Regions from separate parts of the Mus musculus genome. Here region 1 is linked to region 2. The links are chromatin contacts, found by Hi-C or POLR2A ChIA-PET in ENCODE. All regions are on one chromosome and are shown on one strand. The core of a region is the stretch at or near the end of the contact, and the rest is flanking DNA. Distances in the headings are between cores, read along the strand shown.

Region 1 (4,185 bases), core at 820-3,319, 590 kb after region 2:
TATTACTATATTATATATATTAATTACTTCAGAAAGCCAGTAAGTGGTATGATTCTTTTATAGACACTAGAACTGGAAGAGTGAGAATAGAGGGGGAGTAGGAGGGGGAGGAGAAAGAGGAAGAGGAGGACACTATTCCTCTAGAGGACGCTGAGTCTTTGAACACTGGTGTCTTAGAGTCCTGTTTACTAGTATCTGCACATCTCTGATGTGCCCGACTCTCTCACACCTTGTTACACTGTCTCCTTTATGTCTCCTTTAATCGCTACAATGATTCAAAAAGCCAGGAAACTCTACCTTGTGAGAGATCAGAAGGCTGAAGCTCCGGGGTTAAATACTGACCCCAGGAGACACAGCTCATGAGTAGGAAGGCCTAGGCTGGAGAGAGGACACAAGACTTGAACTTTTAACCAGTGAGACCCATGTTAAATTGGAGTGGAAGCCTGCCTACCCAGTTCTACCCCACTCGACCTACATCAACATAAGAGTCACTACTCCTTGGGGACAGATGGGTCACTAGCTGTGTTAAATATGATGATATAACTCCAGTTAATACCAACCTCAGTCCTGAAAGGTCTGTTTTCAGTCCTGATTTTACAGATGAGGAGACAAAGGCTCAGAGAGGCAGAACAACTTGCCTGAGGCTGCCCAGCTGGCAAGCCAAGGGCAAACTTTCAGGTTTCTGGGTTAAGCTTTGGTCTGCAAACTATCTTGGGTAAGACTTACTTCCCTGGCTAGATTGGAGGTAGCACTTGACCAATACCTCCCTGCACTTAGCAATTTGTCTTGATAAGGTGCCTGTTCATCTCCCATTAAATCCTGTGTCCCCAGAGGCAGACACAGAACAGAGAGGCCCTCAAGCTATTTTTTTCCTTCACTGCTGCCCTCTGAAGAGCAGCCGGGCAGCCTCCACTCTGGAATCCTGAGGTCACCAAGGAGTCTGTCACATGGACTAGCTTGACTGGCAGGATGGACTTTACCAAGTTTTTTTTTTTTTTTTGGTCTGTGCTTTGTGCAGACAGGGTCTGAAGACAATGGGCAGGAACCACAAGAATGACACCTGAGAGGTTTAAGGATTTGTACCAGGAAGAAGCCTCAGGTTCATTCCCAGAAGATAAGCTGCTAAAACACAGAATACTCCTGGGAGACCTCTGGGTTGAGAGGCACTGGGAGGAAAATGCTCTCCACTCCACAACTCTAGACCAGCATCTCCGGAACTCAGTTGAGATTAGAGCTTGCCCCCAAACAAGTACAACTGGTTTTGCCCAGCACTTCCCAGGTGGTCTGGCTCCATCTTGTATCCTACCTACCTAGCTAGCTCCCAACAATAAACGCTTTCCAGCAAGCACTGGGGTTTTTCTTCTCTTCTTGTGTAATGTGCCAAGGCCTCATGTAAGGCCTTCATTTTAAATTAAGCAATGAGACTAGAAGCCGCCATGCAAAGGAGTGGGGTGATTTCAAAGGCAAGATAAGCGCTGCTCTCGGCTCCTTAAACTCTGCTCTGAGCTTTGGGATTCCTGGTTGGGGAAGAAAGTACCCTGTCGGCCCAGTGCTGAAGTGGAAGCAGGGCAGTGTGGGCAGGAGAGATGAACAGAGACATGCTTCTCTGGAAAGCCTGCAGGCGGCAGGGTATGCATGTGGAAAGGCCAGGTACCCGCATTCCTATATGGGTTCTCTGCCCTACCTCCCTGCCTCAGTTTCCCCATTATGCAGAAAAGGATGGGGCTGCCTCTCGAAGACTCTCTAGGGCGATCCGGAGGCCTGTGTTCTGCACTACACTGCTCTCTGCAGCTTTCCGGAGGGTCCCGAAGCCGGAGGACCGTGCGGAAGGTAAACTGAGAAACGACTGCAGCTCTGGCCACGGCCTGCGCCCTGACAGCAGCGTCGGGCTCGGAAACAGTGCATCCGGGCTGGAGACAGAAGTTCCCGCGGGTCGAACGGCCACTTACCGGCATGACTGACGCGGCACACACGGGCAGTGGCAGCGGCGACGACGACTGGAACTCCTCTCCCGGACACCAAAGCTGCGCTTCCGGAGAGCGCTCCTGAAAGCCCCGCCCTCAGGCCAACCCATCCTTCGGCCAGGCCCCGCCCTAGGGCTGGGCTCCACTTATGCCCCGCCTCTTCCGGGGCTAGCTTCGTCAAGGCCCGGCCCTTTGAGGAAGGATCTGCTAAATTCCCTGTCCCTTCCGGTCCAGTTAGAGCTAGGTTCCTCCCTTGGGCTGGCCTCCTCTTGCTTACCGTGCCTTTCGATATGAATATTTCACTAGGTCCCGCCTCTCTTTTGGGTTAGGTCACGCCCCTCCGGACGCGGAAAGGCCAGGCTTTTTTGAGGTCAAGCTAAGGCTATCTTGTGGAGGCCAGACCTGCGTTTTCTGCTGGGTCATTTCTGAAACAGGGCTAGGGAATGCAAGGCCAAGGCTCTGGGAATAAAAGATCTGGCATCTCCCTAAAGGGACCATCTCTCTTGCTTACCACTCAACTCAGTCCCTAAACTACAGTGGCCTGACCTAGGGCGCCAGGCCTGTTGACCCGGATACTAACGTGGCTGAGGCAGAAGATTTCTGGGTTCAAGGCTTACTGCGGCTGCAAAGTTCAAGGGCATCCTGGACTTCTTGAGACCCTTTCCTGAAAAAACATATTAAAAAAGAAATCCAAATTTAAGGCACATAGTAGATAAATTCACAACTGTAATCCCAGTGCTTGAAAAGTTGAGGCAGAGCTGGGCCAGGTGGTGGTCATGCCTTCCTTCAATCCTGGCCCTCTGGAGGCAGAGGCAGGTGGATCTCTTAAGTTCAAAGCCAGCCTGGTCTACAGAGCAAGCTCCAGGGCTATGCAAAAAACAAACAAACAAACAAACAAACAAAACAAAACAAAAAACCCATGAGACTGCGTCCTTCCCACCCAATTATGGCAGCCCCAGTAAACCGAGTTACTGCATGGGTAACTGACACCCATGAAGAAGATTGGCTTCCTCAAGAGTGCCAGAAGGACCAACCGACTGGATCTATCTCCTCTACCAGCCATTTGTGTCCTTGAGCTGGAGGCTGAGAGGAGATCCCTAAACTAAGTAGGCAATCTGCCATTTTGTGTGTCAGGATGGGTTCAGTCTGAAACCATGCTATAATTTGAACATAAAAGTTATAAGAAGTTGGCTAACAGGGGAAAGCCTAAGAATCTAAGACTAGCTGGATGGGGTAAGGGTGGCACACATGTGTCTATAAACAAGCATTCCCGGGGCTGGCGAGATGGCTCAGTAATTAAGAGCGCGCCGACTGCTCTTCCAAAGGTCCCGAGTTCAAATCCCAGCAACCACATGGTGGCTCACGACCATCCGTAACGAAATCTGATGCCCTCTTCTGGGGTGTCTGAGGACAGCTACAGTGTACTTACATATAATAAATAAATAAATCTTAAAAAAAAAAAAAACAAGCATTCCCCCTACACTCCAGAGGCTGAGGCAGGGGATTTATGAATTGGAGGCCAGTCTGAGCCTCATGAGAACCTGTCTTAAATAAAATGAACTAAAATAAAATAAATGTAAGAACATAATAGGCTGGGCGATGGTGGTGCACGCCTTGCTCCCAGCACTCGGGAGGCAGAGGCAAGCGGATTTCTGAGTTTGAGGCCAGCCTGGTCTACAGAGTGAGTTCCAGGACAGCTAGGGCTACACAGAGAAACCCTGTCTCAACCCCCCCAAAACAAAAACAAAAACAAACAAACAACAACAAAAAGAATTGGAAGCAGGGGGATTGCTGAAAGTTCAAAGCCAGTCTACACTACAAAACACCATGTCCCAAGCACTAATAACCCTTCACCCTGATACAAAAGTGTGATGGATGTGAGAAGATTCAACTGTCCAGAAGGTTAAGACATAAGTGTCCGAGAAACAGGTCCCCCTGCAGAACGTTCTGGCTGGGAGGCTTCTGGGAAAGCATCTATATCCCCAAAGGGAACTGATACCACTCTCTGCCTCCTTGCTCCAACTCCACATAACTTCTAGAGAACAAGGACCTTCCGTCTAGCTGTCCATGACAGAAATGTCCCAGAGGCTGATGCAAGAGCCACGGAGCTAGTGCTGAGCACTGATGGCCCCAGACTTATTCTGGGGGAAGGGAAGCCATCTTTATTTCATCTCCTGAAGTCAACTTTCTTTACTTGCCCTTGACATGCCTCACTGAGAGT
Region 2 (4,294 bases), core at 1,524-4,023:
CATAATGTGTGTGACCACTAAGAATCACATCTCTGCTTAGGCTCCATCCTAAGACTAAGTTACGTGCAAAGGATTGTGAGGCCATGTACATTATGTACACATCTGTTTCCTTAGCGACTGTTTGGTGCCTCCCATTCAAACTGCTTGACAGAGAGTGTTTTAGCCTAGCAGGTGATATACTAAAGCTTCTATTGTTTTGTTTTTTTTCCCTAGTGTCTTGCTTTTCATGACATTTCCCCTCAAGCACCAACACACTTTCTGGTGATACCCAAGAAGCATATATCCCAGATTTCTGTAGCAGATGATGATGATGAAAGTGTAAGTAAATTTCTAACATTACACTTTTTGTTTGTTTGTTTTCTCTATGTATCCCTGGCTGTCCTGGAATTTCCTATGTGGACCAGGCTGGCCTGGAACTCAATGGAGACTGGCCTGTCTCCATCTCCTGAGTGTTGGGATTAAAGGCATGCTCCACCGCCCCCAGCTTGATTGCTTGTTATTTAGTGGTCAGCAGTGTACATTTTCTGTGTTTATGATTTTTTTTTCTTTTGCAGCTTCTAGGACATTTAATGATTGTTGGCAAGAAATGTGCTGCAGATCTGGGCCTGAAGCGCGGGTACCGGATGGTGGTGAATGAAGGTGCAGACGGGGGACAGTCTGTCTATCACATTCACCTCCATGTCCTTGGGGGTCGGCAGATGAACTGGCCTCCTGGTTAAAGCAGGTTGGGGATAAAGTGTCCTTCTCTAGATAGTTGGCAAGCTCCAGTAAGATAAATGGCACACGTAGTTTTGCCTGTATATGGAGAAATTGAAGAGATCATTTAAAATTCTGTGCCTAATAAAAGACATTGTTGCACGTCTATGAGTGGATTTGTTACTCTGGAATCTGTGTGGTGGAATGCTGAGGGTAGGGAATGCATAGAGGTTCTCAGCAGACTCAGGGCCACAGAAAGCCAGGCAAAGGATCTACCACTAAGATAGGCCCAGAGCTTTAAGTCCAGTACTCAGGAGACAGGCAAGTGGATCTCTGGGAGTTTGGGCCAGGTTTGTCTACACAGTGAGACCCTGTGTCAAAACTAGAGATCAGCTCACAACCCAACTTTATCACATTTTTTTTTTCAAGGAGACCCTGGCATTGAATACTGTGGTAGTTTAAGTGGTCTTTAATAAATTACAAAATTTTGATTTGAAATATCCTCTCAGGTTAAATTATTAATTCAGGAGATTTCCCCTTTCTCATACACACACACCCTTTTTTAAAAAAAATTTTTTTTGAGATAGTTCAGGCTAACCCTGGTTAGCTTGAAGCTCACTATGTAGACCAGGCTGGCCTCTAACACATAGGTGATTCTCCTGCCTCCCAAGGGTTGGGATTATTATACCTCCTGGCCTTGAGTGTTTCTGGATAGATTAGGAAAACTGGCCTTTACATGTAACACTTTCTTTTTCCATTTTATGTTGTATTTAAAACATATGTATAGATAATGCATCTTTTAAAATGCCTTTCATGGTTTTCCTCTCCCCTGTCATTTTCCTGGCTTTCTGTTCTATGTTGGGGAAGAGTTTTGGAAGGATCTATGGCATGGTTGAGAATGAAGCAGGGAGCACGCGGGAAGAGTCTGCTTTTTTCAGGAACACTTCCTGTCCTGATGAACCGAGCCAGCATTAATACAGCAGGTAGATAACACCCATTGTCCTCCTCCTGCCCGGGACCTCTGCCTTTAATTGTCCTGGGACAGACACCCAGACTTCATATGGCAGCCAGTCTCCAGGATAGCCCACAAGAATCTCTTCTGGTCTTCCCATTCTTGTGTATTCAGAATGTGGGCTGGCCTGAGAGATTATCAGTATGGCAGAAGGAAGGAAGGTAAGAGTTCTGAGGTTAGGTCTTAAAGGGTGATCTGGTCTACACTGTGGTCTCTGGGATGCCTTCTGCTGTAGATGAACATTTATATCCAACAAATTCCTTACCTCTGCTATGATGCTGTAGGGAGAAGGGGCTTTTGCTAAGTGACAGAGAGAAATAACTGGATTCTGACCTAACAAAAGGCTGTGTGTAGCTCCTTTGCCATGTGAAGACAAGTCAGAAGACTCCATGTGTGACCCCTTACACGGTATTGAACGATGAGGAGTTGATGCTAGAAGCCACTCAGTTAATGGCACTTTACAGCATCTGGAACAAGCTATGTTGCTTGCTTGGGGGAAGCCAGCAACTGGCTGAGGAACTTCTAGAGCCCACTGGAAAGGCCTGGGCTGACAACAGAACTGTCAACAACTAGCAGTCCCTGTGAGCAAATCACACTGACATGGGATCCCTCTGGGGCTGGAGTTACAAGTGGTTTTGAGCTGCCACGTGGGTGCTGGGAACCCAACTCTTGTCCTCTGTGAGAGTAGCAAGTGCTCTTTCTCACTGAGCCAACTTCCGTCCTTGGCAGGGTGTTTTATTGCAGTTTAGAAAAGAGACTTGTTTTGGTGCAAAAACAAACTTGTACTTTAGTATTACATCATGAGGCATCTGCCTAGAGCAGCATAAATGTACGGGACACTTGCAGTTTCTGAACCCCCTCCTATTTGAGAGAGTCCTTGCCCCTAAAAGAAGCTGCTGAGGAGACCAGTAAGAAGTTGCTGCTCCGCCCAGCTGGGATGCAAGCCCTTGACTTAGGCTCTGCCAATCAGATGCACTTATCTGGGATTTTGAATCTGAAACTAATGACACAGGAACAAGGACAGTGGACACTTCATCCTGGTGTCCGTGGCAGCAGCTTCCAGTTGGCAGGCACAATGATGTCTGTGTTGTGAACCCTCAGATCCAGTGCTGAATGCCAGGGAAGACAACAGTGCAGGCTGGGTCCTTTGTCCGGTAATAGCGGAGTGTACTGCTCATTGGCTCTCTGGCAGTTTTTCTCCATAACTTGTTTTTATTTCTGCTTATTCCCTGAATTAACCTGTGAGCTATTCATTAAGCTTTGTTTCACAAAGGTAACTGACAAGTTAGTGGAATCCTAGAAAGTGAGATGGCCTGGTAAAGAATGGAGACTGCCTGATTGTACTGGTTTGGGATTAAGGCAAGGAGAATCGAGTGAACATCAAGGGTAGTGGAGTTTCAGAGTCAGAGCCTGTGAAAAACAGCAAAGGAGAGGAGTAACTCATTTGTGCCAATTAAGGGCATGGCATTGAGCTTCCAAATGCAGTCACCACAGTATTCTATAAAGGTTATGCCAAGAGAGACAGGGTTTCTAATATAGTCCTGGCTATCTTGGAACTCACAGACTCACCTGCCTCTGCCATCCAAGTACAGTGAGATAAAGACGACAAAGTGTATAGGCATTCACCACCATACCCAACTTTTATTATTATTCCTAATATTGCTGAAATTGTGTTTTGTGACAGGGTCTTATGTAGCTCAGGATGACCAAAACTTGCTGTGTAGCAAGGATGACATGGCTTTCTGATCCTTCTGAACTTCCTAAGTTCAGGGGTTAGCTGTATGAACCACATACCTAGCTTTCTTTGTTTTTTTGAGACAAGAACTCATATGGGGTTGGCCTTCATCTTAATACATAGTTGAGGATGGATGACCTTAAACCTCTGGTCTTCCTGCCTTTATATAAGTGCTGGGATTATAGGTGTGTGCCACCAAATCAATTTCGTATTGCTGAAATCTTCACAGTAACAATATCAATTCTAAATAGTAATTAGCTCACTTGTCAATTTAAAACCCAGGGACTTTCTGTGACTCTGCTGTATAACTTTGTAATAATGTTTTGTTTTGTTTTGTTTTGTTTTATTTTGAGACAGGATCTCTCTGTGTAGCCTAGGCTGTCCTGGAACTCACTCTGTAGACTAAGCTGGTCTCCAACTCACCGAGATCCACCTGCTTCTGCCAAGGCAGTCTGCTAGGATTGAAAGCATGCCTTTGTAAGAAATTTTGCAAAACACACCCCAGCAATGGAAGATCTGAAAAAGTGGCAAGTCCAACACAGTTGTGGGTTCTCAGTGCTGCCAAGTGCTGTTTGCTTAATCAACACATGTATAGAGTCTGCTAGAAAGCTAAAGCATTGATCAGGAAAGGGTGGCAGCTAAATATTTGGGATGAATTGTGCTAGAGAATTTGGCTGACAGACCGCCTTTGTGGGGAGAGAGGGAGGAAGGGAGCTAGGGGGAGAGAGACCAGAGGCCTCATGACTTTCTGCAATAGGTAGCATGTGTGTGCATGCATGTGGAGGCCCAAGGCTGGTGTCAGGAATTTTCTTGGTGGGAGTTGTTGCTTCATCCAACCCCTGAGATTACGT

The links. Hi-C counts contacts between places; a loop is a spot of excess contacts on that map. ChIA-PET counts read pairs that join two places held with the same protein, here RNA polymerase II (POLR2A).
Region 1: a loop to region 2 is called in a map of v-Abl transformed pro-B cells, with 4 times the contacts of the local background. The contact joins the promoter of Atox1 here to the enhancer-like site in region 2. A Hi-C loop is called at or near these places in 1 of 37 maps with a recorded cell type or tissue (v-Abl transformed pro-B cells). POLR2A ChIA-PET finds 5 or more read pairs at or near these places in 1 of 5 experiments (embryonic stem cell).

The regions. Positions count from the first base shown.
Region 1 is chr11:55,459,139-55,463,323 of GRCm38, forward strand. It overlaps Atox1 (antioxidant 1 copper chaperone), which reads right to left and starts at 2,070. Exons shown (of 4, transcript NM_009720.3): 1 at 1,950-2,070. The coding sequence starts at 1,955.
Region 2 is chr11:54,869,635-54,873,928 of GRCm38, forward strand. Hint1 (histidine triad nucleotide binding protein 1) reads left to right here. Exons shown (of 3, transcript NM_008248.3): 2 at 214-318; 3 at 555-872. The coding sequence ends at 719. Among named protein-coding and RNA genes, the nearest start is that of Hint1, 5.4 kb to the left of the region's middle. Within about 2 kb of position 2,774, at least 2 of the 3 ENCODE cell types and tissues checked have a DNase peak (open chromatin) inside an H3K27ac peak, as active enhancers do.